Regions from separate parts of the Homo sapiens genome. Here region 2 is linked to region 1. Evidence: chromatin loops called from intact Hi-C (ENCODE). Cell type or tissue: sigmoid colon. All regions are shown on one strand. Links, peaks and the distances in the headings refer to the core of each region. The heading gives the core; the rest is flanking DNA. Region 1 overlaps LDLRAD4 (low density lipoprotein receptor class A domain containing 4). Region 2 overlaps CEP192 (centrosomal protein 192).

What was found. A loop is a pair of places that touch in the nucleus more often than their neighbours do. Peaks named below come from ENCODE experiments on the same cell type or tissue, not always from the same donor. Only the 100,000 strongest peaks of a DNase experiment are listed, where the experiment ranks them.
Region 2: it touches region 1 in a loop (6-fold over the local background); 14 of 110 quality-filtered maps call a loop at or near these places.

Annotation. Positions count from the first base shown.
Region 1 is chr18:13,636,162-13,647,401 of GRCh38, reverse strand. It overlaps LDLRAD4 (low density lipoprotein receptor class A domain containing 4), which reads right to left. Exons shown (of 7, transcript NM_001378100.1): 6 at 3,990-4,043; 7 at 1-2,275. The coding sequence ends at 1,745. Among named protein-coding and RNA genes, the nearest start is that of MIR4526, 31 kb to the right of the region's middle. In sigmoid colon, for the core only: no CTCF peak of the experiment used is centred there; a DNase peak (open chromatin) is centred at 5,711; H3K4me3 peaks cover 1,105 bases.
Region 2 is chr18:13,115,199-13,120,198 of GRCh38, reverse strand. It overlaps CEP192 (centrosomal protein 192), which reads right to left. Exons shown (of 45, transcript NM_032142.4): 43 at 3,696-3,822; 44 at 2,556-2,614. Among named protein-coding and RNA genes, the nearest start is that of LDLRAD4, 100 kb to the left of the region's middle. In sigmoid colon, for the core only: no CTCF peak of the experiment used is centred there; no DNase peak of the experiment used is centred there.

The sequences.
Region 1 (11,240 bases), core at 2,643-7,642:
AGAGGCCCACCCTCCACATGGCAGAGTGTACTGCAGATAAGCCCTTCTCCACGCGCAGTGTCTGCTAAACGTGTTGGCTGCTGCTCTTATAAAAGCCAGTGCTTACATCTGCAGAAGAAAGTTATTTTTTTCATTGTATATAAGAATGAATATTTGTAAATATCAGGAATATTAAAACTAACAATATTTAAAATTAGTTTTCTAGTTGCATTTTAACTGCATGTTGTGCTTTTTACCCGGTGCTCTTCAGTCACTTGCCCCCTCCACTGTTCTCTGACTGTCCAGTTCTTGCCTTCAGTACAAAAGCTGGCCTGGGGAAGGGTTTGGTAGAATCCTGCGGGAATTTGGGTAGGTTTTGAGCACTGCATTCCTTTAAGAATGCTATGCTAATACTAGTGACATACAATAACCCACAATGGCTTATTACCACGATCAGCAACATGGCATTCTTCCGTCATTATTTCTAGGGGCTTCCAAAGCATAAGAAACCACCACCCACACCACTCCCACACGAAGTTCTGTGTAGGCTGGATGTGGGGTGGCTGCTGGGAGCCTCCTGTGAACTGAGCAGCCCTGCAGAACTGAACTAAGCTGTCGAGGAAAGGGGGAGAGGCAATGGGAATATACTGAGGAGTCACATATTTCAACAGTATGCAGAATAACCACCTTGCATTTTAAACAATTTATTGCATAAAATAAGGTATGTATTTGAATATATTTCATGCTATAGTGAAAAAAATCTAAATTACTGAAGAAATTGCACTGCTGGAGGATGAGGGCAGCACTGCATGATACTGGATCCATAAATGCATGTGTTCATTTTCTCATAAACTATGCAGCCTAAGAGTAGCAGAGTAACTCAAAATAACAAGTCAGAAATGCTGGAACTTAATCTTCCCTATCTTATCTTCCATCCAAAAGTCTCCAAAAGCTTCAGCGATGCACTGCTATTTGATGCAAACTCCTGCAACAATAATGACTTTTTTGATTTACGTAAGTTGGTAAAATGTTAGGCTACGTCCCCAAATATCTTTTCTTGGATGCTTCTGGGGACCACTCCAGGATATTCCTTGGGCCTGATTACAATCCACAGGTGAAAAGACAACATACAGAACTTCACGTAAAACAGTTCCCTTGTAAATATTTTCAACATTAAGATAGTGCAACTTTTAAAACACATCATCACAACACAAAGGAGCTCCTTGCACTCATCTAACTTCTCCACTTTATACCTTGGCACACAACACAGGAATTTTGATTCATATTTTTAAAACAAAATAAAAGTTCCACACCTTAGGAGAAAAAGCGAACTGGCTGGTTCTTCCCCACAATAATATATAATAATGCTTCCTTCTTTATTCAGTTAATTATAAAACATGCCATTCTGGCCTCATTTATCTGCAAAGTCTCCTTTCACAATTAAATACATCAAATACCTCTGTGGGTTTTATTTCATGGTATCTTCAAAGCATCCCGTTCTCTGTTTTCCCCTGCCCACACCCCCATCCCAACCCCTGTCCCCAAATAAACACTGTTTGCGGTCAGACCAGATGGAAGTTTGTATCATTTCAGTCTAGTTTGCATGCAATTCCCCTAAAAGGAATCAGAAACAAAGACCGTGTTTGCTCATTTGGTTTTACTTATTTGTACCATGTGAAACTGAACAACACTGTGCGCAGGAGGGGCCCAGCGGCCGCTTCCCTTCTTGGTTTCTTTCTCCAGCTGAAGTGCACGTTGGAAGGAATCAGACCAGGTTCCCAGGCTTCCTATCTTTGCCTTTGATGGGTACTATTGTGCTCTCTGCATTGTTCTGCTGAAACTGCAGTCTGCTGCCCCTGTGTGCGTTGCTGCGCTGGTGATGGAGGAAAGAGGCGCCTGGGTGGTGGCCCATCACCTCGCTGTATGTGGGGGGTGGCCCCTCCATCCTCCCGTTACTGCTGCAGGTGCTTGCACTGATGCCCGAGTTGCTGCTGGGTGGGCATGGACCCCCGCTATACATAGCAATGTCTATTAAATCACTGTCAAATATGGTTCGGTTGGGTGGGGCCCTCACGGACTCTCGGTTGAGTTCCATCTGCTGTTCAGGGTCCCGGAGCTGCAGGGTGCAGGGCCCCTGGTAAGGAGGTGGCTCTTCACCGTCGGACAGGGAGATGGTGGGAGGAAGATCAATCTCGTGCTGCACATAGGGGTAGGTGGGCTGGAAGCGGCTGAAGCGATCCCTCTGGATGAAGGACGGCGCTGTGAACCTGTCCCTGGACCGCGGGGCATGCATGATCTGGAAGGAAAAGAGGAGAGGCTTGAAGACAGTTTGAGCGCAATGATGACCATAAATGTGTCAGAATCAAGGAAAGTTACGCTTGGTGTGTGTTCCTACCAGTTTGAACACCATCTCCCAGGAAAAAAAAAAAGAAAACAGGAAAATCCAATTCCAGAAAAAAAAGTGTACTTTTCTGATTCCTTATGACAGACCACTCACCTTGCCAAATCCCAGCGCATCCAGGAGGGCTGAGCAATGGAGAGCTGTGGGTAATGGAAAGCTTGGGCTCCTGGGAGTTTCTGTGCGTGCTACGTGTGCATTTTCCCCTTGGAAACAGAACACACTAGGAACTCCAAGAGTCACAGGGCGAAGAGCACTGCGGCCTGCACTTGGATCTGGTCACCAGTGACATCGTCCAGTCCTCGGCTTCTCTATAACTTACGAGGACAGGACAGGGCTGCCTGCTTTCTCAGGTCCCTGCCAGCTCTAGAACTTAGAACCTATGGTTCAGAAAAGTAAGGAGGGGCTCCGAGTTTTTATTTTTATTTAATTTTTTATCTTAATTTTTTTTTTTTTTGAGACAGGGTCTGGCTCTGTCACCTAGGCTGGAGTGCAGTGGCGCCATCTTGGCTTATTGCAACCTTAACCTTCTGGGCTCAAGTGATTCTCCCACCTCAACCTCCTGAGTAGCTGAGACTACAGGTGCACACCACCATGCCTAGCTTTTTTTTTTTTTTTTTTTTTGAGATGGGGTTTTGTCATGTTGCATAGGCTTGTCTTGAACTCCTGAGCTTAAGTGACCCACCCACCTCAGCTTCCTAAAGTGCTAGGATTACAGTCATGAGCTACTGCGCCGGCCAGAACTCTGAGTAAGCAGAAGTTATAACTTCACACAGTGGTACGTGGAGCAGATACAAAGCATTGGGTCGATTTATTAATTACTTAGAGAAGATCATTGCCAATTACTTTTTAACAAATTCCCCCCAAAATGACTGTTTTTTCTTTGTGGCTCCTAGACTTTTCCAGTTATCTGGAATCTGAATAAAAGTTTCCTGTAGTTATTTTTAGTCACTGACATGAAAAATATTTTTTACTCAAATAAATATGATTATAATAATTTATTTTTTCAAAATGAATCCAGGTAGTACATTTCTTACAAAATCTTCTCATTTGTTCTACCATCCCAGTTTCTTCTAGGAGACGGCTCTTTTATATACGTACATACACACACACACGCATATATGCATAGATGTGTATGTGTGTATACATATATGTGTATATACATGCATTTAATATACACACATATCTACACACGTACATACAGATATTGATTTCTCTCACACCAATATTTTTAACTTAAAGGCAAAAACATGTTATTTTAAAATCCACATTATTACACTTGGAGATGTGGGAATGAATCATGCTATGATATTTATAAACCATGCCCACTTGCCAAGGCACATTAGTAGAAGCTTACGGGATCATGTAAAGATAAGTGATTCTCAAATTGTTTTTGATAAGGAGCTTTAGACTAGCAGGAATAATCCCTGGAAGATTCTAGGGGAAGTCCCCTCCCGCTTTTGACCAAAGTTCTAGGCAATGCCTTCCTCCAAAAGTGTCAGCCCACGTGGTGAGGCCCCTCCCCTTCCACCCCACGTGGCAGGGACACGCCCCCTTCATCCCCACCCACCCCCCCCGCCCCCCGCAGCCATCACCTCCTGGGGCCCCTTACCTCCGAGGCGCCCAGCCGCGGTGCGGCGCTGTCTGAAGGCCACAGGCACCCTTCCTGGCGGAGGGGAAGGGGAGGAGAGTGGGGGGAACAAGAAACAGAGGAAAATCATTAGCCCCGCCGCACCTAAAAACATGAAGCACAACTTCTGGAAACGGGGATCTGCATAAAACGTGGAGCGAGGCCGGGCGCCATGGCTCAAGCCTGTAATCCCAGCACTTTGGGAGGCAGAGGCGGATGGATCACGAGGTCAGGAGTTCGAGACCAGCCTGGCCAACATGGTGAAACCCCGTCTCTACTAAAAATACAAACATTAGTTGGGCGTGGTGGCGGGTGCCTGTAATCCCAGCTACTCGGGAGGGTGAGGCAGGAGAATCGCTTAAACCTGGGACGCGGAGGTTGCAGTGAGCCGAGATCTTGCCACTGCACTCCAGCCTGGGCGACAGAGTGAGACTCCGTATCAAAAAAACAGAAGAAAAAAAAAAAACAAAAAATAGATAAACAAACAAACAAACAAACAAAAAACGTGGAGCGAGAAAGAGCCCGTCCCTTTTCAGACCTCTTGTCTACATGGAGGGCTGTGAACAAAAGGAAACATGGAAAAGTTGAACTCCTGGCCAGATTAGATTTGAAGTGGAATATGGCTCACTCTCTACACCTGTGTGCTTGAAATACATTCAAGATGACTGTCCAACCGCATTCAGTGGCCGCCCGATGAGGGCAGGCTGGGTTGAGGAAGCCCTGGCAGAGGTGGCCCGGGGCCCGCCCGTGCCCTGCCCGGCCTCCAGCAGAGGCGCAAGTCCGCGCTCGCAGGTGGACGGCCCTTTCCGAGCCTGGGCTCAGGATCCTCCAGCGAGTGTCTTCTCCAGTCCACCTATTCACAGGGCAGATGCAACTTCACATCTGGTGAGTTAGCATCCTTTTTCAAAAACGTTTGGCCAGATTGACAAGGTGACAGGCCAGCCACAGGCCTCAGTAAAGGTTCTTTCCAAGGCCCCACGCGTGCTGGGAAAAAAAGTACGCGTGGTACCCTTTTCAGCCCAGAGTGTGGCTGTCAGCAGGGTCCGCGGGGCTGTCGGCCGTCACGGGAGAGCGCGAACTCAGCGTGTAGGGGCCCGCGTTTGGGGAATTCTCGGAAACGGGCGGGCTGGGCCATCACTGAGCCTCCGACGGCCCCGGCGCCAGCAGCGAGGGACGGCGCGGAAGAAACACCGAGCCCCGCGTTTGTCCAACACGGCCCTTTCCTAAGATACTCGGGGACATCCTGGAATCAGTGGCAAACGTATACGGCGGTCCAGCTGCTCGGAGACGAAGGGTGGGCTCAGGGACCGCCTGTGACGGGAGGGAAGGGCCCGGCCTGGCAGGCACAGACGAGGGCGGGGGTCCGGCGCCAGCGGGGCGGAAGCGGGAAGGGGGCGGAGGCCCTCCCACCGCCCAGGGCCCAGGCTGGGCCCGCAGGGGCGCTCCTCGCTCCGGGAGCCCAGTCAGCCGTAGCCAGGAACGCCGCCAGGTCCATCTGCGGGGCACTCAGAGGGGCTGAGCGGTTCCTGAAAACGTAGTGACTGTCCCCAGTGGCCTTATTTCCCGAAAAACCAGCAAACCCGGCCAAGTGCCCACAGGAGCCGCCGTCCAGTCCGGCTGCGCCCCCGAGGCCCGGCCCTCGGCTGACCCAGCGCCCCGCTCCCCTTGCCGCACCCCACGCCGACTGGCGGCCCCGCCAGCCCGGACAGGAAACCGCCAGAGGCGCGCCTGCTGCTCCTCTGGGCCGCCGCCTCTCTCCCTCACCCCAGTCCTCGGGCCCCGCATTTCCCTCGCCCGCCACAGGCCCCGGCCTCCCTCCTGTTCTGCAGCACTGAGTGTCTGGGCAGAGGCCGCTGCCCTAGGCGGCACCTGCTGTGGCTTGCCTGAATGCAAGGACTATCTTAACCTATCTAATCAATCGATGGATCCATCTATCTCTGTCTAATCTGTTTCTCTCTATTCATTCATCCATCTAATCTATCCATCTATCCTTCTAATCTATCTCTATCCATTTGTCTCTGCCTATCCAACTTATCCATTCATCAAGCAATCTAGGCTATCTATCTAAATATCTGTATCTCTCTCTCTCTCTATTTACCTATCCATCCATCTAATCCATCTATTGAGATGGGGATCTCGCTATGCTGCCCAAGCTGATCTTGAACTCCTGGGCTCAAGTGATCCTGCCTCAGCCTGCTAAAGTGCTGAAATCACCATGCCCAGCTAAAGGACTCTCCTCCTCTCTGGGAAATTCACAGCACCCACAACTAAGAATTGTTGCTGTTGACATCTCATCAGACTTGTCTCATCTTTTCCTCTATATGTGTACTTTAAAAAACTACACACGTAATACATGTATACATTCTCCCTTGTACCACACACAACCAAAGCCATTTTAGAGTCCCAAATCCACCCGTATGCTGGTGCTGCACCTCTGCACTGTGTGTTTTTAATAATGCATTTCCCAGACCTACATGCGTGACACACATTGTTTAATTTGTTAAATAAGTAACTAAATTCTTTCTTAAGGCCTGTGAACCCAGGTGCCCCTCTTCTCCGTTCCCTCTCTCATTGGCCTTATCCGGCCTGTCGGCAGGTCTTCTAACGCATCCCACAGAGAGTTCCTGAGGCCAGGAAAGGGGTGCAGAGGGTAACGCAGGGCATGCCTGCAGCCCTGGGGTCTCCTCCCCGCCACACCACCTTCCTCAGCCTTGCTGCCCGGGCCAAGCCAGCCCTGGACCTTTCCCAGGCCAGCCCACCAGTGTAGGTCCCATCTGCTCCTGTTGCTCAAAACAAGGGCACAATTGTTACCTATTCATTTTGCTTGCTGGGGTGGAAAAAGGTGTTCTGCCCTGAGGTTCTCAAAGCCTGAGAACCAAGCCTGGAGCAGGAGAGTTGGCCACTGGTAGAGAGGAGTTCAGGCCATTCCTGCCTTGGGACATCTGCCAGACGGGATGGCCTGGAGATGGGAACTTTTCCTGCCTGGCTTTTGTTTTTTGCAGGAATGTAACAGCAAAATTAAAAATCTAAAATGGGAGGAAATGCATCTACAGTCCCATCATCCTAATACTTGAACGGATTTCATTTTTTTTTTTTTTTTTTGAGATGGAATCTCGCTCTGTTGCCCAGGCTGGAGTGCAGGGGCGGGATCTCGGCTCACTGCAAGCTCCGCCTCCCGGGTTCACGCCATTCTCCCGCCTCAGCCTACCGAGTAGATGGGACTACAGGCGCCCGCCACCACACCCAGCTAATTTTGTTTTTTTTGTACTGTTAGTAGAGACGCGGTTTCACCATATTAGCCAGGATCCTCTCGATCTCCTGACCTTGTGATTCACCCGCCTCGGCCTCCCAAAGTGCTGGGATTACAGGCGTGAGCCACCGCACCTTGCCAGTTTCTTTCTTTAAGTGCTTTTCTAATGCTTGTTCATTTGCATATATTAAATTTATACAGTTGTAACCATAATGTGGCCAGAGTTGTGTATTCTCTTCTTCACAGAGTATAACATAAGCACTTTCCTCTATCACCACCAGTTTTTTCCAGCTTTATTGAGGTATAATAATATAACAAAAATTATGACTACATAATAATTTATTTAACTATTTACTGACAATTGCCCCCTGCCCCAATTTATTTACTTTTATAGGAAACTTTTTTTCCCAGGCCTTTCACCCACACAGTACATGGGGACATTATAACTACAACATGCTGTGGTGGAAGAGCTTGAGGCCAAAACCCGAGAAGGCTGGCATTCCAGCTCTGTGCCCCAGGCTGCTACCCAGAAAACCCAGATGGGAAGACTGACCGGAGTTCTAGAAAGGCTGAATCCCAACCACCCCGTACCATTAGCTGATGCTCGCTCCACAGCCTTCTCTGGTCATTCCACCAAGGCTGTCACACGCTGATTGTTGGCAAGGTCACCGTCCTTAGCCCTTAAACCTCTCATGCTGCTGATGAAGCCTGCTGGCTCCTGCTCCATCTCTGTCAAACGAGGGTGTGACTCTGTGACTGGTGTCCTCCAAGGGGCTTGTGCCAACTGAGAGAGTGCAGATAGCTGAGTACAAAGATGTGTCTCCCTTGTCTAGGTTGGGGGTCTCTTCACTCACCCCACATGCTATGGAGAACATTTTCAGGGAGAAGGGGGCTCACTACACAGCTGGCTGCCGCTCAGATGGCAGCATTCCCGCATACTCATTATGGGGCCAATTTTAATCAACAATGAAGGCACTGATGTTCTTGGCTAATGCTTACATTGTTGTATCACTCAAAATAAGCTGTGAAATAAGATAATACTTAAAGTAGTTCACAGAATTTTAAGCAATAGGAACAAAACTTTGTTAATAACTTCATACAGGCTGAAATGCATTCCCTGTCTTGTAGGCTATTTCCTTGTAATAACAACCAAAAGGGAGGCAGCCATTCACCCAGCTGTTCATTAATGACCTCACTATACATGTACGGAATACTTCCTTGCAGCGGGTCTCAGTCCTCTTCCATTGCAACATGTGAGCAGATGTGCACATGTCCAACAGATACTGGTGCTGCATGTCCCCAAGGGCTGGGAGACAGGGGCTCTGCACAGTTCCCAGGGCTCATGGAGTCACTCTAAACCCAAGAAACTCAAGAAAGCATCCTGGAATGCCAGTGGGTTAGAGGGACATTACTCTAGGGATCACTTTGAATGAATTCTAGTTTACTTTTTAAGTTACGTTACTCTCAAATCACTCATGTTTGACCATTATAAGGACCAGTTCCTTGAGACCCACATCGCACTGAGCAGGACTTATCAGGGGCTGTTATACCTGCCCCAGGATGCTTACGAGAGGGCACCTGCTCTGGGGGCACACAGGTCTGGCAGCAGCTTTCAGAGGCCTCTTGTATGTGCACTGCCTTGCAAGCATGTTTTTATTCTCTTATTTTCTCCCTGGAACAAAGGCAGTAACAAAAAAGGTAACAAGAATTATCTGATGACAATTTAATATTATACAGATGGAGGCTACCACTATCAGCATAGGTATACATCTGTAAGGGTAAGAAGTCTCTGAGGTAGGTAGCCATTGCATAGGCTAGAATTCTGGCCATGCTTTTCATTTTTAAATTTAAAACATTTTCATTTATTATTTTTTAAGAGACAAAGTCTATGTTGCCCAGGCTGGAGAGCAGCACATTTTCATAAATGTGCTCATAGCATTGAACTCCTGGCCTCAAACACATCCTCCCACCTCAGCCTCCCGGATAGCTGGGACTACAGGTGTGTGCCACCGAGCTCAGCTTCTGCCACTTTCCAAACTGTGATCTCAGGCAGCTCATTTAGTTTCTCCCAGCCTCAGTTCCCTTATTTGTAAAAAGAGGTTGTCATGAGGCTCAAATACCATTTATGAGAATTCCTTAGCATAGTGCCTTAAATAAGCTTCAGCAAACAGGTAGCTCTTCTCATCACAGGTAATGGTTACTTGCTGTTGTTATGCACAGTTAAAGGGGGATAAATTTCCATTACCTCTCTCTCTCTTTTTTTTTTTTTTTTTGTTGTTGAGACGGAGTCTTGCTCTGTTGCCCAGGCTGGAGTGCAGTGGCATGATCTTGGCTCACTGCAACCTCCGCCTCCCGGGTTCAAGCGATTCTCCTGCCTCAGCCTCCTGAGTAGCTGGGACTACAGGCATGTGCCACCATGCCTGGCTAATTTTTGTATTTTTAGTAGAGACGGGGTTTCACCATGTTGGCCAGGTTTGTCTCGAACTCCTGACCTCAAGTGATCCACCCGCCTCGGCCTCCCAAAGTGCTAGGATTACAGGCCTGAGCCACCACGCCCAGCCTAATTTCCATTATCTCTTTTAAGATATTCCTTTAAAGACAACAAGTTCATTGACATTTCCTTATTTTTTTAAACAGTATTCCAAAGGTGGTGTTTTGAATGGAAAGGCTGAGGAATGGGGGCAGCTTAAGCAATGTTGTGTTAATTCCAGATTTCTTCAGGAGCTTTCTCTTAAGGTTGGGCGCTGCATTAACCAAGAGTCTCCTTACAGGCAAGTTCTTCTCTGGCTCTGGCTACTTGGTTTCAGAAGAACCCCAGGTGCTACACAGACCAATGGCCCGCCACTGCATAAAGACTATCTGCGCTATTAAAACATTAGCCCAGCATGGCAGTCAGCTTCCCACCGAGGCAGTCACCATGACTACAAACCTCAGCAGAGATTATCTGCACCATGCACTGTTTTCTTGATGTCATGAGGTCACATAGGGAGGCAGTGGATGGGGTAAAAAACAACAACAACAACAAAAACAAAACAAAAAAAACTTTAGGCCAGGCACGGTGGCTCATGCCTGTAATCCCAGAACTTTGCAAGGCCAAGGTGAGTGGATCACCTGAGGTCAGGAGTTCAAGACCAGTCTGGCCAACATGGTGAAACTCTGACTCTATTGAAAATACAAAAATTAGTCGGGTGTAGTGGTGGGTGCCTGTAATCCCAGCTACTTGGGAGGCTGAGGCAGGAGAATCACTTAAACCCAGGAGGCAGGGGTTGCAGTGAGCCGAGGTCATGCCACTGTACTTCAGCCTGGGCGACAAGAGCGAGACTCCATCTCGAAAAAAAAAAAAATTGCTGGGTGCGGTGGTTTACGCTTGTGATCCCAGCATTTTGGCAGGCCAAGGCAGGCAAATCACCTGAGGTCAGGAGTTCAAGACCAGCCTGGCCAACATGGTGAAAAACCGTCTCTACTAAAAATACAAAAAAAATTTAGCTGGGCACGGTGGTGCACGCCTACAATCCCAGCTACTCAGGAGGCTGAGGCAGGAGAATTGTTTGAACCTGGGAGGCCGAGGTTGTAGTGAGCAGAGATCGCGCCGCTGCACTCCAGCCTGGGCGACAGAGCAAGATTCCATCTCAAAACAAAAACAAAAACAAAAACAAAAACAACTTTATAACATTCAACTTTGTGAAAAGTCTTTATTTTCCTTTGGGCTTTTTTTTTTTTTCTAAAATGAAATCTGTATTGTGAATGAATACAGTGGACCGTTGAACAACATGTGTTTAAACCTGGCTGTTCCACTAAAACGCAGATTTTTTTCAACCCAATGTGTATTCATGAGATGGAAAAGCCTCTCATACGGAGGGGCCGACCTTTTTTGTCCATGGGTTCAGCAGGACAGACTGCGGGACTTGAGCATGCTGGGACTGTGGTGTTATTTGGAGGTCCTAGAACCAATCCCCTGAGGGTACCAAGGGACAGCTGGGCCT
Region 2 (5,000 bases), core at 1-5,000, 520 kb after region 1:
TATCAGAAATAGACTCTGCCATCTGTAGCACTATTGTGATGAAATAGGTTTAGGTTCTTTCTCTGGAAAGAGTCAAATCTGAATTGGCCCACAAATTTTGGCAGAAATGCAATTCTTTAAAAAAAATCTGTGAAGGCAAATTAAGCAAAGAATATAACATCAAAAAAGAATTTGAAATGACAACGTATTCAATAATGAAAGTTGGAAAATGACTGTTTAACTGCAGGAAAGTTTTGACTGCCTCATACCTAGCCATAAAATGGAGAACAGTGACATAAAGCCATAATTTGACACGTTTATTTTAAATAATGATGCTTTATCAAAACTACAGATGAGGATGAGGTATAGGTAAATATTGTTTTTTTAAAGTTGGTACTAGACTCTTCAAGATAATTTTTTTAAATGAAACTTTGTTTAGAAGCTTTTAAAAATATTTTATTTATTTACTTATTTATTTTTGAGACAGAATTTCACTCTTGTTGCCCAGGCTGGAGTACAGTGGTGTGATCTCAGCTCACTACAACTGCCTCCCAGGTTCAAGGGATTCTCCTGCCTCAGTCTCCCAAGTAGCTGGGATTACAGGCGCCTGCCACCATGCGTGGCTAATTTTTGCAGTTTTAGTGGAGATGGGGTTTCATAATGTTGGCCAGGCTGGTCCAAACTCCTGACCTCACATGATCCGCCCACCTCGGCCTCCCAAAGTGCTGGGATTACAGGTGTGAGCCACCACACCCAGCCTAAAAAATATATTTTTTAAGGTAAGAAGAGCTCCTTGAAATAAAAATCTAAAGTCCCTCCAATTTGTGACAGATGTATGCCAGTTTGAACAGAAGTATTCCATTGATCCACTGCATGTTTAAAAATATACCCTGCAAAAAGCTGGTGAAGATGTGGGATGTGAACCAATCTGAGGAAGCAGAATGAATAATGCAGTTATGATAAAATTTGAGTTTAGATAATAACAGTGTTCAGGATAATTTATTCAGTATCTATTTGTACTCAGTTACTAAAAACAGTTACAACAATTAGAAATTTAAATGATCTTTTTCTGAATAAACTAATTGCCTCTGCAGTTGTGCTACCATGTATTTTAGTAGTTCCAACCTATTATTACGCACACTAGAGCATCACTAGTCTCAAATCAATTGGGGCAGCCTACAATAACTGGAGATCCACAGACTACTATGAGAGGAGAACTTGGAGAACAGAAGTTGGAAAACTTGGATTTGGCTGATTTTTAAACTTGGGCCTTTCTCTTCTATGTAGTTGTCATAGGGATTAAATGAAGACACACTGATAATAAAATGAGGTTCTATCAAAATCTGTAGAGTGAGTGTTGATGCATCCTGCCAGCCAAGGTCACCTACAGGGGAGATTTAATGATGATGATGATGATGATGTTAACACCTGACGCTTGCTATGTCTGGGCATTATTACCACGTCTCTTACATTCCTCACAATTCTATGCTGTCAGTAGCTAGCACTGGCATCTCCATTTTACAAATAAGGAAATTGAGGCCAAAGAGTTTATCAAGTTTATGATAATTTTTAGATGTATTCATTGTTGAATTTTCAGAACTAAAATCTATAGTTTGTGCCTTTAGGTCAGTCTCCTGGGAGGGAAAGGAAGGGTTTAGCCCTCAAGCATATTAAAACATTTTATAGTCCATAGGAGAAGGAAGAGGTGGTGTGAGAGATAAACGAATAAAAAGAAAGAGTAAGGTGGAAGGAACAGTCCTCAATCGAGCCATCTTTCCAGTATCCAGGGCTGTGAGCTTCAACTGTACAGCACCGCTGGTCTTAGTAAGTGCATAAATGGCAGGCCTAGAATGTTTGCAGAGTGGTCCAAATTTTCATAGAATAGAACACGTTTCTGGAATAGTCTCCTAATGCTAAAATGAGAGACTTTACAATAATTAAATGACTTAAAGATTCAAAGATGAAATTAAAATTATTCTTCAGCATTAAGCCCAACAGAACCCTAACTATTAAGTTCTAAATAACAGTGACAACCCAGTTCGAGGTTCAACCTAAATGTGCATCATATAGAAAAGAAAATTAGCAAGAGCGACAAGAAAATGAGGCCCTGATTAAGAACAGTAAGGAGTGTCTAAAGAATGGCAACTGGAAAACACCACAATAAAAGTTTTCCCAATTAACTCGGAAAGGTTTTTGTCCCAGTTAATGAAAATCTAAGTCCTTGACTCTCAGCATACCAGTGCAAATAACATTTGAAAGAGGAACTACTCTAAAAGTCAATCTTAAGATAATTACAGCTCTAAGATTTATGTGGCTGCAAATCCTGGGTGGGAGGAGTCACACCAGCCCAAATGCTGTGCACTGTGGCACCGCTGAGTGCACCACGGACGGTCAGGAGCTGTCCCCCTGCAGGCTCCTTTTCTCTGCTTCTACTTGCGGAGACTCTGCCTAATGCTGTTTGGTGCTGGTGAGGAATATGGAGGACCTGCAGCAGAGGAGACCTCACAAGCCCCAACTCCCAAGAGACGAAAGTCCTGCATCGCTGATGAGAACACTGTGATCTGCGATAAACTTACCTCAAAGAGTACTTGGAATGTTTGACATAGAATGGCTCTCTGGGACTCAAAAACTTCAGCTGGAATTTAATAGAAGACACTTTATAAAGTTATGAAAATTAGATCTTTTAGCATATATAAGCATACCAAGCATTTATTTATTACAGATACATTTTGTAAATTTAGGTATTGCCACAAAATTAGGTAGTACAATAAATGCTAATGTAATGAAAACATATTTAAGAAAATTTTAACATGAATTTAATCTAGTTTTAACTAAAGTAAAGGTTGTCCAGAAATATGTGTGTATAATAGTACAGAAGAAAAAGAAAAAGTTAAAAATTAAAATATAAAACAAATTTTTGATTTTCAAGTAAAGGGTTATAAACTTCCAGTGAGTTTATGTTCAAATAAAATACTAAGGAATTTCTGGGCGGATGGGGGCAGGGTCTTGCTCTGTCACCCTGGCTGAAGTGCAGTGGCACAATCATGGCTCACTGCAGCCTCAACCTCCCAGCCTAAAGCGATCCTCTCAGCTCAGCCCCCACAAGTAGCTGGAACTACAGGTACCTGCCACCATGCCCGGTTAATTTTTTTTTTTTTTTGGTAGAGATGGAGTCTCACTATATTGCCCAGGTTGGTCTCAAACTCCTGGGCTCAAACAATCCTCCTGCCTTGGCCTCCCAAAGTCCTGAATTACAGGTGTGAGTCACTGCACCTGGCCTTATATTGCATTTTTAAAAATTACTTCATTATGGCCGGGCGTGGTGGCACACGCCTGTAATCCCAGCACTTTGGGAGGCCGAGGCAGGCAGATCATGAGGTCAGGAAATCAAGACTATCCTGGCTAACACGGTGAAACCCCGTCTCTACTAAAAATACAAAAAATTAGCCAGGCGTGGTGGCGGGCACCTGTAGTCCCAGCTACTCAGGAGGCTGAGGCAGGAGAATGGCATGAACCCGGGAGGTGGAGCTTGCAGTGAGCCGAGATCGCACCACTGCACTTCAGCCTGGGCGACAGCGAGACTCCATCTCCAAAAAAAGAAAAATTACCTCATTCTTACAACTTAAATATAGTCTACAGAATCATCAGGAAAATGTTTGTTATCAGAGTTGAATGCATGTATTTTTCCAAAACCCATAGTAATATTTCCAACTTACTGAGTGTGTAATAAAAGAATTATTTCGCAGATTGACTTTAAGTGTCCGTGATTCCCCCACACTAGTCGGCCGGAACCTGTACACATCCTCTGGGGCATAAACTCCACGAGCAGTCACATCAAGCTGCCTGCTTTGGGAATAGGTGTAAAAGTTAAGAATCTGAAATCCACAGTAACTTAAACTGTTTTTATATATTAAAATTATGTAGTATTGCATTAATTTATGTTTTCCTGGTGATTTATTTTCAAATATAAGTTTTGTAATGACGACTTATCTAATTTATGTGAAGAGGATGACAGCAGGAATCCTCTCATAAAGGGTGCTGGATAGGCCTCACTCTCCTCACAGCCTGGGTCTCTACCTGCCAGAAGCCCAGTTTGTATGAAGGTGGCCCTTTACCTCAGTTCATTTCGCTTGGCCCCGTCACGCTGCAGTACCGACTGTACTTCACTATCACAGGGACACAGGCTGCTCCAAGTGCCTGATGCAGGTGTGGCCTCCAGGCAATGTTTGCTGGTGGTGGCACTGGCTCTTGCCTGGGCTTCCCAAACCCTGCACAGCTGCCTCCCCTTTCTCCGGCCACTCCCGGGTCTCTGCAGGCTCCCCTCCACCCCCAACTCTCTGCACATCTGACCTTCCCCTCACACCTAGCTCGGCACCCCCCAGCAGCCCTATCTATTCAGTCACTACACAATGGTCCCTCAGGATAGCTCAAACACCTTCAGTCTCCACAAATACAAAAATGAACTTGTGATTTTTGTCCTCAAACCTGATCCTCCACTTGTGTTTGCTGAATGGTATCTGGGAGCCGACCCTCTCACAGCCATCCCCTTTATCCAGTCCATTGCAGAGGCCCTCCTATCTCCAGTCTGCCTGTTCTCTTCCTATTCCTTGACACTATTTTACTCCTGGACTCCTTTAAAATAGCCCCTCCTCACCTCCTTCTTATCAGTCATACCACAGCTAGGGGATTGTCCTACACACGCATACCTGATCATGTCACTCCCTGGCTTCCCAGCTCTCCAGAAAAGCAAACACCTCCTAGGCCCAGCTCTGGCCTTGCCCCCCACCACTCCCCTTTCACACTGAACTTCTCCTGGGAACTTCTCCGACCCTCCTCACCTAGGCCGTTTCCACTCATCCTCCTCAACTTAAATGTCCCCTTTCAGGGAACTCCTTCCCAGGTTTCACAGACCAAGCTGCCTCTGTCACTTCTCCCAGTTTCTCGTTTGTTTCCCCGCAGCCCGTGTGGGCTCTGGGTTGGCGAGGCTGTGTCTCCAGAAGGGAGCTGTGGAGGCGCGGGGC